Regions from separate parts of the Homo sapiens genome. Here region 1 is linked to region 2. A link is an interaction called in ENCODE POLR2A ChIA-PET data of the cell type or tissue named here. Cell type or tissue: PC-9. All regions are shown on one strand. Links, peaks and the distances in the headings refer to the core of each region. The heading gives the core; the rest is flanking DNA.

Region 1 (5,381 bases), core at 295-5,294, 350 kb after region 2:
TTCAATATGAAACATTATATAGGGAAACCAAATTACTTTCTAAAACTTAGAAAGTTTCTTAATTGTTACTGATTTATATCAAATGGAGAAATAATGCAGAGAAGTGAACTATAAGTTTATAATTTCTGTGATTCCCAAAAGATGGTTCATACTTGAACTAATATCTTTTAGGAACATCTAATAGCAATGGTCAAAATAATTGCTTCTTTTAGAAATATATAGGTGACAGCTGGGCTCTGTGGCTCATGCCTGTAATCCCAGCACTTCTGGGGGGCCAAGACAGGTGGATTGCTTGAGCCCAGGGGTTTGAGACCAGCCTGGGCAACATGACAAAACCCTGTATCTAAAAAAAAAAAAAATGCAAAAATTAGCTGGCTGGTGGCACATGCCTGTAGTCCCAGCTCGGGAGGCTGAGGTGGGAGGATCACTTGAGTCTCAGAGGTGGAGGCTGCGGTGAGCTGTAATCATGCCACTGCACTCCAGCCTGAGTAACAGAGTGAAATCATGCCTCAAAACAACAACAACAACAAAGATATGTGTATATATATATATATACACACACACACACACACACACACACACACGCACACACACACACACACATACATACACACACAGAGAGAGAGAGAGAGATAGGTGACATAAAATGAAAGAGATTTTTGCGATATATTTTTGATTGTCCAATTTAGAATCTTTTTCCTGAAATTATACTGAGATTGTATTGTCAGTTTGGGAAACTTGTGTGAAAAATCACTTACTGCTGATAATGAAATAATTGAATTCCTCTCCCTCCCTCAGGTATTCACTTACAAGCAGAGCACAATTACCCACCAGAAGGTGACTGCTATGCACCCCACGAACGAGGAGGGCGTGGATGACATGGCGTCCTTGACAGAGCTCCATGGCGGCTCCATCATGTATAACTTATTCCAGCGGTATAAGAGAAATCAAATATATGTAAGTTCCACTTGTAATTCCTTTAAAAAGATCCTCACGTTTGAGTGAATGCTTATTTTTGTTTTCAGAGAGTATTTCTTGCCTTTTGAGAATTCTTGTTAATCTAAGTAAAATTATGTTTTCAAGGGATTTGCCACATTAGAAACTTGGGTCAAAAATCATGTTTTCCTAGAGTTTATTGCCTAGGTTTTATTAGTGGGGATTTACTTTCTGTGGAAGGGCCTTCTGCACATCGAGGTAGTTTGACCTTGCTGCTTGTGAATACGCTGTGTTGTGTTCAGTTTCTAAGTGTTCTGCCACGGAAAGAAGTCATGGAGTTGTAGACTGACCGAGGGAAAATGTTGACTTGTGGACATGAGTACTTGAGCTTAAGCTGTCTTTTCTGGATTTTTCTCTTTCTGTGGATTTTCAGTCATTTTTCTGGCTCTGAAGCCCACCCTAGGGTGATAACTTGCATTCAAGGGAACCCATCTTTCTAAGTTGTGGGATTCCTGTTTGCTATTTTGAATGGAGAAATACATAAAAAGTGGTCATGCACATTTTTCTCTCAACTTCTATGAAATGTGACTATACCTGTATTATAAAGTGATATTTAAGAATCACTTGTTATAAATTTTTGACGTGAAAGTACAGATACTGCATTATCTGTCAAGATCAGTTGACCTGCAGATTTTCTCCCCTTTTCCATCTGCCTGTTTGCAAGTCTTTATAGGAAACTAAAGGCAACTGGTTATGTATGTTTATTTCTCTTGTCCAGCTCAAATTTATATAGTTTTTAAGCCAAAATTATAATACTTTAAAAACTCTTGATCTTTTAGTCATTTTTATTCTTTAGGAGTTACATTTCTTTGCCAATATGTTTGTGATTATGATTAATAATAAATTAGCCTTTGCCAGGTGCTGTGGCTCACACCTGTAATCCCAGCACTTTGTGAGGCCGAGGTGGGCGGATCACGAGGTCTGGAGTTTGAGACAAGCCTGACGAACATGGTGAAATCCCATCTCTACTAAAAATACAAAAACTAGCTGGGCATGGTGGCACATGCCTGTAATCCCGGCTACTCAGGAGGCTGAGGCAGGAGAATTGCTTGAACCCGGGAGGCAGAGGTTGCAGTGAGCCAAGATCGCGCCACTGCACTCCGGCCTGGGTGACAGAGCGAAACTCTGTCTCAGAAAAAAAAGGCCAGGTGCGGTGGCTCACGCCTGTAATCCCAGCACTTTGGGAGGCTGAGACGGGCGGATCACGAGATCAAGAGATCGGACCATCCTGGCCAACATGGTGAATCCCCGTCTCTACTAAAAATACAAAAATTAGCTGGGCGTGGTGGCGTGTGCCTGTAATCCCAGCTACTCGGGAGCCTGAGGCAGGAGAATCGCTTGAACCTGGGAGGCGGAGTTTGCAGTGAGCTAAGATCGCACCACTGCACTCCAACCAGGCGACAGCAAGACTCCATCTCAAAAAAAAAAAAAAGAAAAATCAGCCTTAAAATGGATAGTAGGTGCTAATTGAAACTCAAGGCATGCTTAATATTCAGGTTCTTCCAATTTATCTACCCTTAGACTGAGAAAGGAGCTGGGAAAGAGAAAGAATTATATATTTATGGGTTTAAACTGCTAAATTTTCCTCAGTTAAAAAAAAAAAGAGTGTATTTGCCTTTTTTTTTTTTTTTTGAGACAGAGTCTCACTCTGTCACCAGGCTGGAGTGCACTGGCACTATCTTGGCTCACTGCAGGCTCCGCCTCCTGGGTTCAAGTGATTCTCCTGCCTCAGCCTCCCGAGTAGCTGGGACTACAGGCGTGTGCTACCACGCCCAGCTAATTTTTGTATTTTCAGTAGAGACAAGGTCACCATGTTGGTCAGGATGGTCTCGATCTCCTGACCTTGTGATCCGCCCGCCTCGGCCTCCCAAAGTGCTGGGATTACAGGCATGAGCCACTGTGCCCCGCCCTTTTTTTTTTTTTTTTTTTACACTGTGAAAGTGTCATTTTTGTCAAATCGACCTAATGTTTGCCAAATGTTTTCAAACAGCCCTGTCCAGAGAAATTCAATCATGCTGTCTTCCTCTGACTTGCTGAGCTAGCTTGTCCTGTCTTTAGATTAAAATATTTTCCATATGTTCAGAAAAGGTAATGTTTATACCTGTTGGTGTGAAAGTGGCGATGCATTCTGTGTTTTGCATGAGCTGGCATAATGTGCATTTATTTCTCTGTTCTCATCTCAAAGATCCCCTTGTAGATGACCAGTGAACCACCTCTTTCCCATAGAATACCACTGCATAGGTATCCACATGACCGCTGCACTGTGCGTGTGTTGTTATTATTAAATATTTGACACTGTCGTGTAACTATTTGTTTACATAGCAGTTTCTTTGCTAGGTTTGTCAAGGACTTATTTTGTCTTCCTGGAACCAAGGACACTGCCAGGCACCTGGTAGTTGTGCAATAAATGTTTATAAAATAAATGCCATTCATATTACAAAGTCTTGTAGTTGATAAAATGTGAACCTGGATTTTAAAATTTTTTATTGGTGTATGTCTCTTGTAGGTGCAGATAGGTTGAATATACCTAATCCAAAAACTCCAAATCCACAATGCTTCAAAATCCAAGACATTTTGCATGCTGATGTGTTGCTGAAAGGAAATGCTCATTGGGAATATTTTGGATTTTGAATTTAACTTAAATTATGCTTAACCAGTACATAGTATGCAAATATTCCAAAATCCAAAAAATATTGAAATCCACAACACTTTGTGTCCCAGGCATTTCACACAAGGGATGCTCAATCTATATTTTGAAACTCATACTTTGCTGTCATTAGAGAAAAAACACAAGTTTGTTTTTTTTTGTAATAGTGTCTTGCTATGTTGCCCAGGCTAGACTCAAACTCCTGAGCTAAAGTGATCCTCCTGCCTTAGCCTCCTGAGTACCTGGGATTACAGGCACGTGCCAGCATGCCCACCTAGACACAAGTTGTTATTGTACATTTTCAATAGTCAAGAAAAAGTAAGTAAATTAGAAGGAAAAAAAAACTACACAAGGGTTTAAAAGGCAGACCCTTTTAAAAAGTTTTTTATTTATTTTCCTCTTTTCATGATAATAATGTTAAACCTGACAGCTAAATTGCCAATACATACTATGAATAAGATCTTGGTCTTGGAATAAGGTCATATTCTTCCTTTCTAAGGGGAAACCCGTAGGATTTTTGTGCATCCAATTTGCAGTTCAGTTCAGTTAATTATGCCATTGTAGACCTTCCGTTTGAGGCTTGCAAAATTGTATATTATCCATAAAGCAGCCACCATGATTTTTTAAAATTATCATTGAAGCCATTCACCGGAGATGTCAGCGTCTGTTGGACTCCGCTCACATCGAGACAAGACCGCCACCTGTCAGAACAGCCACTGCTTCTCCACATTTGATCCTGGCTCGGAGCAATGCCTGTCTATATCTTTAAAAGAGAAAAAAAATAAAATGACTTGAATTGTTCCAGAGATGTTGCATTAGTTTTCTTTTGCTGGATAACCAGTTACCATAAGTGTACCAACTTAAAAAAACAAAACGGCCAGGCACAGTGGCTCACGCCTGTAATCCCAGCACTTTGGGAGGCCGAGGCGGGCGGATCACGAGGTCAGGAGATCGAGACCATCCTGGCTAACATGGTGAAACCCCGTCTCCACTAAAAAAAAAAGTACAAAAAAATTAGCCGGGTGTGGTGGCGGGCGCCTGTAGTCCTAGGTACTCGGGAGGCTGAGGCAGGAAAATGGCGTGAACCCGGGAGGCGGAGCTTGCAGTGAGCCGAGATCGCGCACTGCCCTCCAGCCTGGGTGACAGAGCGAGACTCCGTCTCAGGAAAAAATAAATAAATGAAGATTACAGTTCTGTAGGTTGAAAGTCCCATAAGTCTCACCAGCAGAAATCAAAGGGTCAGCAGGGCTGCGTCTGTTTCCAGATGCTCTAGAGGAGGATCCGTTTCCTGCTCATTGTGTCGTTGGCTGAATTCAGTTACTTGCAGTTGGAGGACTGAGGTCCTTGTTTTCTTGCTGACTGTCACCTGAGGGCTGTTCCCAGCTTCTAGAGGCCGCTCACATTCCCTGGTCTCCTGATCTGTGGCTCCCTTTCTTCATCTTCAGTGCCAGTAACCATGTATTGTTTCCCTCTCATGGCTTCAAATCTTTCCTCCTTCTCCTCCACTGTCTTCTTTCTCTCTCTCTGACTGCAGCCAAGAAAGGCTGTCTGCTTTTAAGGCCTCACATGATTAGATTGGGCCTCCCTGGATGATCTCCCCATCTCAGGCTTCATAACCATAATCACCTGTGCAGAGCCCCTTTGCCATGTGACATTATCTAGTCACAGGCTCTGGGATGAGTGTGGATGGATGTCTTTGCGGGAGGAGCCATTATTCTGCCCACCATACGTGTCCTCC
Region 2 (5,381 bases), core at 54-5,053:
CCAGCCCCTGGCAGCCACTGATCTTTTTTCTGTCCTGTTAGATTTGCTTTTTCCAGAATGTCACACACCTAGAATTATACATTGTACAGCCTTTTGAGTCTGGTTTTTTTTTTCACTTAGCACAATGCATTTGAGATCCCTCCATGTTGTTCTATGCATCAGCAGTTTTTTCCTTTTTATTACTGAACCGTATTCCACGTATTCCATTGTGTTCCATTGTATGCCAGCTTGTTTATTCAGTCCCAAATTCCCAAATTGAAGGACAGATGGGTTGTGTTCAGTTTGGAGCAATTCCAAATAAAGTCGTAGAAACATTCTCTTCCAGGCCTTTGTGTGAACTAAAGTTTTCATTTCACTTGGGTAAATACTTAGAAGTAGAATCACTAAGTTGTTTAGTAAATGTGTGTTTAACTTCATAAGAAACTGCTAAATTCTTTTTCATGGTGGCTGGACCATCTTGTGTTTCTCCCCATAGCATATGAGAGTTGAATAATTGTTTTTAAATTCTGTCATCCTTTATATTTCTTAGCTGGCATTCTCCCATGATGAGAAGCATTTCCTCATCAACTTGAGATGAACCACTGATTGGTTTATAAAGGCAGAGTAAATGCTAATTTTTCCACATCGTTACCCATTTCCAGAGGAAAGAGTTTTACAGTAGTTACTTCCAGACCTCCTCTTTTTCTCATTCTTCCTTTCTTTTTTATAACTACAGATGTAGATATTTTTATTTACTCCACATTTTACAATCACTAACATTTATCATTCTTAATAATGCTCAAATTCTTCTAAAATTCTTCCCTGGTGGGAAGGCTGTCAAGCTAGTCCTTAACCTTTCGACATGACTTCATTGGCTTTTGACACTTTTTTGCTTTCTGGCATGGTAAGATTCCCATTCTCACCTTGAACTTTCCTTGAATCAAGCCTAGGATCAGCCATTCTCCAAGAGATCTGGTTCCTTTTAATAGCCTTTAGAAACCCATTCTGGGCAGCAGGTATCTCATGGCTACTGGACACCATCACCTCTAGGTTCCTTGATTAGGAATACATGCACAGATAAACACTTTAAATCAAGACTAGGAGCTATGCATACACTGAAATTACAGATTCGTACCAATACTCCCAATTAAAATTTAACCTTCTTCATGCCTTTTATTTTTTAATTTGTATTTCTTTTATATCAAAATTACAATGCCAGCCTTACCCCAGCACTTTGGGAGGCCACGGAGGGTGGATCACAAGGTCAGGAGATCAAGATCATCCTGCCAATGTGGTGAAACCCCGTCTCTACTAAAAATACAAAAAAATTAGCCGAGCATAGTGGCAGGCGCCTGTAATCCCAGCTACTCAGGAGGCTGAGGCAGGAGAATTGCTTGAACCCAGGAGGCAGAGGCTGCAGTGAGCCAAGATTGCCCCATTGCACTCCAGCCTGGCGACAAAGCGAGACTCCGTCTCAAAAAGAAAAAACAAAAAACAAAAAAAACTAAACAGGCCAGGCATGGTGGCTTACACTTGTAATCCCAGCACTTTGGGAGGCTGAGGTGAGCAGAGTGCTTGAGCCCCAGGAGTTCAAGAGTTCGAGACAGCCTGGGCAACATGGCAAAACCCTGTCTCTACACGTGTGTGTGTGTGTGTGTGTGTGTGTATACATATATAGATATAGATATGATTTTTTTTTTTTTGAGACTGGGTCTCATTCTGCCACCCAGGCCAGAGTGCAGCAACACGGTAACAGCTCACTGCAGCCTTGACCTCCCAGGCTCAAGCGATCCAAGATGTTTTGTATTTTTAGTAAAGACAGGGTTTCACCATGTTACCCAGGCTGGTCTCGAACCCCTGGCCTCAAGTGTTCCTCCTGCCTCCGCCTCCCAAAGTGCTGGAATTACAGGATTGAGCCACTATATCCAACCTACAGAAAAACTTTTCAAAAAAATTAGCCAGGGCTGGGTGCAGTGGCTCGCGCCTATAATCCCAAGTACTTTGGGAGGCCGAGGCTGGTAAACCACTTGAGGCCAGGAGTTCAAGACCAGCCTGGCCAACATGGCAAAACCCCATCTCTACTAAAAAAAAATACAAACATTAGCCAGGCATAGTGGCACGTGCCTGTAGTCCCACCTACATGGGAGGCTAAGGCAGGAGAATCACTTGAACCCAGGAGGCGGAGGCTGCAGTGAGCTGAGATCGTGCCACTGCACTCCAGCCCAGGAAACAGAGCCAGACTCCGTCTCAAAAGAAAAAAAAAAAGACTAAACACAAATATCCAATGGAGACATTTCCTGCCTAAAACTGTACAGGAATAGACAAGACGGCAGAGGTGGGGCTAACTAAACTTCCCTCCTTATAACCCAAAAAGTGGCTCCCAGTACCTGTGGAGGTATTACCCCTCTCCCCAGGGGAAGATGCCAACAAGATGAGAAGGAAACTCCAGTTTCTAGAAACTTCAATTTTCACCTGTGTCTGAAAGAGGAACAAGATGCATACCATCTGGAAGAGAAAGGAAAAAGACCTGTAGCTGGCTTCCAGTGTTTCAGCACTCTGAGTTTGTTAGGGCTAAGGAAAGGAAAATAGGGCGTGATTAGTATTATGAAGGAGGCCGGAGTGTTGTACTAAAATATCTTCCCTGAGCACCTTCCTGAAACAGCTCCTGAATTGACACCTCAGTGAAAAATGCTACTTTCACTGAGAGAAAAAAAGACAAAAACCTGGAAATGCCTTATAAAAAAAAATCTGTTGTCTGTGTTTCAGGAAGTCTCTACTGATTCTAAATTTCACCTCTGATCCGAACCCTGGTGGTCTGATGATATTACTTCCTACTTCTGGGACCTCTACCCTACGAAACCCACCTCTCACTGAAACAAGTGGATATCTTTGTGGTTGCTGCCACGGGATTTAAGAGTCCTTTTTTTTTTTTTGATACGGAGTCTTGCTCTGTCACCCAAGCTGGAGTGCAGTGGTGTGATCTCAGCTCTCTGCAACCCCCACCTCCTGGGTTCAAGCGATTCTCCTGCCTCAGCCTCCTGAGTAGCTGGGATTACAGGCATTCACCACCATGCCCAGCTAATTTCTGTATTTTCAGTAGAGACGGGGTTTCACTATGTTGGCCAGGATGGTCTTGATCTCCTGACCTTAAGAGATCCTCCTGCCTCGGCCTCCCAAAGGGCTGAGATTACAGGCGTGAGCCACCACGCCCAGCCTAAGAGTCCATTTGAAGCATTTTTATTCTAAGAAAATTTATTTCCATATGTAGTTGGGATGAAAAGTCTATGAAATCCATTCAAAACAAAGGTGCTTTCAACTATACTGTTTGAAGTTACAGTTTTGTTTCTTCCCTTATCCTGTGCTATCTTAAGCCATATGTTGTTGTAAATTAACAGGAAAGAGGGCATTTAAAACAAATGGTTTATGTGAATAGCATTAATCCCGTCAAGACTAGTTTGTGACAAGGGCTAAAGATTGCACTCTTGCCTTTTAAGCTCAACCAAGTTAAACATCTGAACTATTTCTGCTGTCTTGTAAATATTAAGATGTAACACGTTTCTGATGTTTGTTGACATTTGTTGTACTTTTGATGAACAATTAGCCTGCAAGAATATTAACAGGAAATTCCATTCATGAGATAAGCAGCTGTTTGTGCAAAGCTTCAGCCAGATCATGGGACCAAAAATCTTCTTTATGCAACTACTGTTTGTTGAATAGTCAGCATTCCTTGCATGTTCAAAAGGAAATGCTTTGGAAATAACTTTTATGGCTAATTTTGACTTTTATATTTTCGTAAGGAGAAAATAACTTTCATGGTTAATGTTGACTCTTATACTTGCAGGTAGTAAAATAATGTCCTTTATCACCATGTAAATTTCAAACAGTAGTCATTGACAAATCCCTAGTAATTTCCAAATTGTAATGCAGAATCCTAAGGCTGGTGTTAAGATCCCTGAGTCCACGTCATATCATAATGCATGATTATTTTATTGAAATAAAAACCTACAATTATATGAAACACTCTCTCTCTCTCTTTTTTTTTTTTAGACAGAGTCTTGCTCTGTCACCCAGGCTGGAGTACAGTGGCACAAACATGGTTCACTGCAGCCTCAACTTCCCAGGCTCAAGTGACCCTTCTGCCTCAGCTTCCAGTAGCTGGGACCATAGACACGCACCACCACACTCAGCTAATTTTTAAAATTTTTTCTATGGACAGGGTCTTGCCATGTTGCCCAGGCTGGTCTTGAACTCCTGGGCTCAAGCAATCCTGCCTCTTTGGCCTCCCAAAGTGCTGGGATTACAGGCGTGAGCCACAGAGTCTAGCCAAGAACGCTCTCTAATTCAAAAATGTTTCTTAGGCCAGGTGCAGGCTCACACCTATAATCCCAGCACTTTGGGACCGAGGTGGGTGGATCACCTGAGGTCAGGAGTTTGAGAGCAGCCTGGCCAACATGGGGAAACTCCATCTCTACTAAAAATATAAAAATTAGCCAGGCATGGTGGCACATGCCTATAGTCCCAGCTACTCAGGAGGCTGAGGCAGGAGAATCGCTTGACCCCGGGAGGTGGAAATTGCAGTGAGCTGTGAGCTGAGATTGCGCCACTGCACTACAGCCTGGGCGACAGATCAAGACCCTATCTCAGGAAAAAAAAAAAAAAGTTTATCTTCCATATTTTGAGCTGTTAAAACATTTCATGTAATATTCACATAGCAACATGTATTTAGTATCCACTAAATTACTGGAGATACAACTCCAAAGGCATTTGGAGAGAGGAAGAAGACTGACAAATAACTAGGTAGATAATTTTGCCATCACAGAAATGATGGCAGGTCTCTAGAAGCACTAAGGAGACAAAATTGTTTTTCATGGCGGGGTGTCTTATCAAAGATTCACTCAAAATTCATCAATCATCAGTCACCAAATCCTGTAGAATTTACCTCCTAAATACCATCCCCTCTGCCTCTTCCTCTTTATCTCACTGTCCCGACTGCCCCCTCTCCTCTCACTTGCAAAAACCTATCTGCTTCTATCTAGCCTGCCTGCTTCTCATCTCTCTGATACACCATTAAAGCCCAAACTTTCTGGGTCATGTGGCCCTATCAGTAAAAGATTTCTGACCAGGCATCCCCAGTATGACACTTATTTATCAACTCTACACGTGAACTGCTTGCTCTCAGTCATGTGTAAGTATCAGTAAAGCTTAGTGTCTTCTTTATTTTTTTTCAGATTAAAGAATACATCTGTATCCAATTTTCTTGCATACTTTTAGGGGTACAGGCCTCCCCTGTAACATGAGAGACCACTGCTCAAAAAGGCTACAAGAGAAAAGTTTCTGAAATGATATCAACTCATAATTAAGACTCTATAGTCTTTCACTTTGACTTTAAAATAAGCTCAAGG

Evidence for each region. ChIA-PET counts read pairs that join two places held together with the same protein. Peaks named below come from ENCODE experiments on the same cell type or tissue, not always from the same donor. Only the 100,000 strongest peaks of a DNase experiment are listed, where the experiment ranks them.
Region 1: POLR2A ChIA-PET joins it to region 2 with 7 read pairs; 4 of 35 experiments call an interaction of 5 or more read pairs at or near these places.

Annotation. Positions count from the first base shown.
Region 1 is chr5:16,813,585-16,818,965 of GRCh38, reverse strand. It overlaps MYO10 (myosin X), which reads left to right. Exons shown (of 41, transcript NM_012334.3): 3 at 799-957. Among named protein-coding and RNA genes, the nearest start is that of MYO10, 120 kb to the left of the region's middle. In PC-9, for the core only: no CTCF peak of the experiment used is centred there; a DNase peak (open chromatin) is centred at 3,335; H3K27ac peaks cover 989 bases.
Region 2 is chr5:17,167,866-17,173,246 of GRCh38, reverse strand. The region is part of intron 1 of BASP1-AS1 (BASP1 antisense RNA 1); the gene reads left to right. It overlaps LOC105374664 (a long non-coding RNA gene), which reads right to left. Exons shown (of 4, transcript XR_001742614.2): 3 at 2,367-2,484; 4 at 960-1,033. Among named protein-coding and RNA genes, the nearest start is that of MIR10522, 15 kb to the right of the region's middle. RefSeq lists a silencer at 153-447. In PC-9, for the core only: no CTCF peak of the experiment used is centred there; no DNase peak of the experiment used is centred there.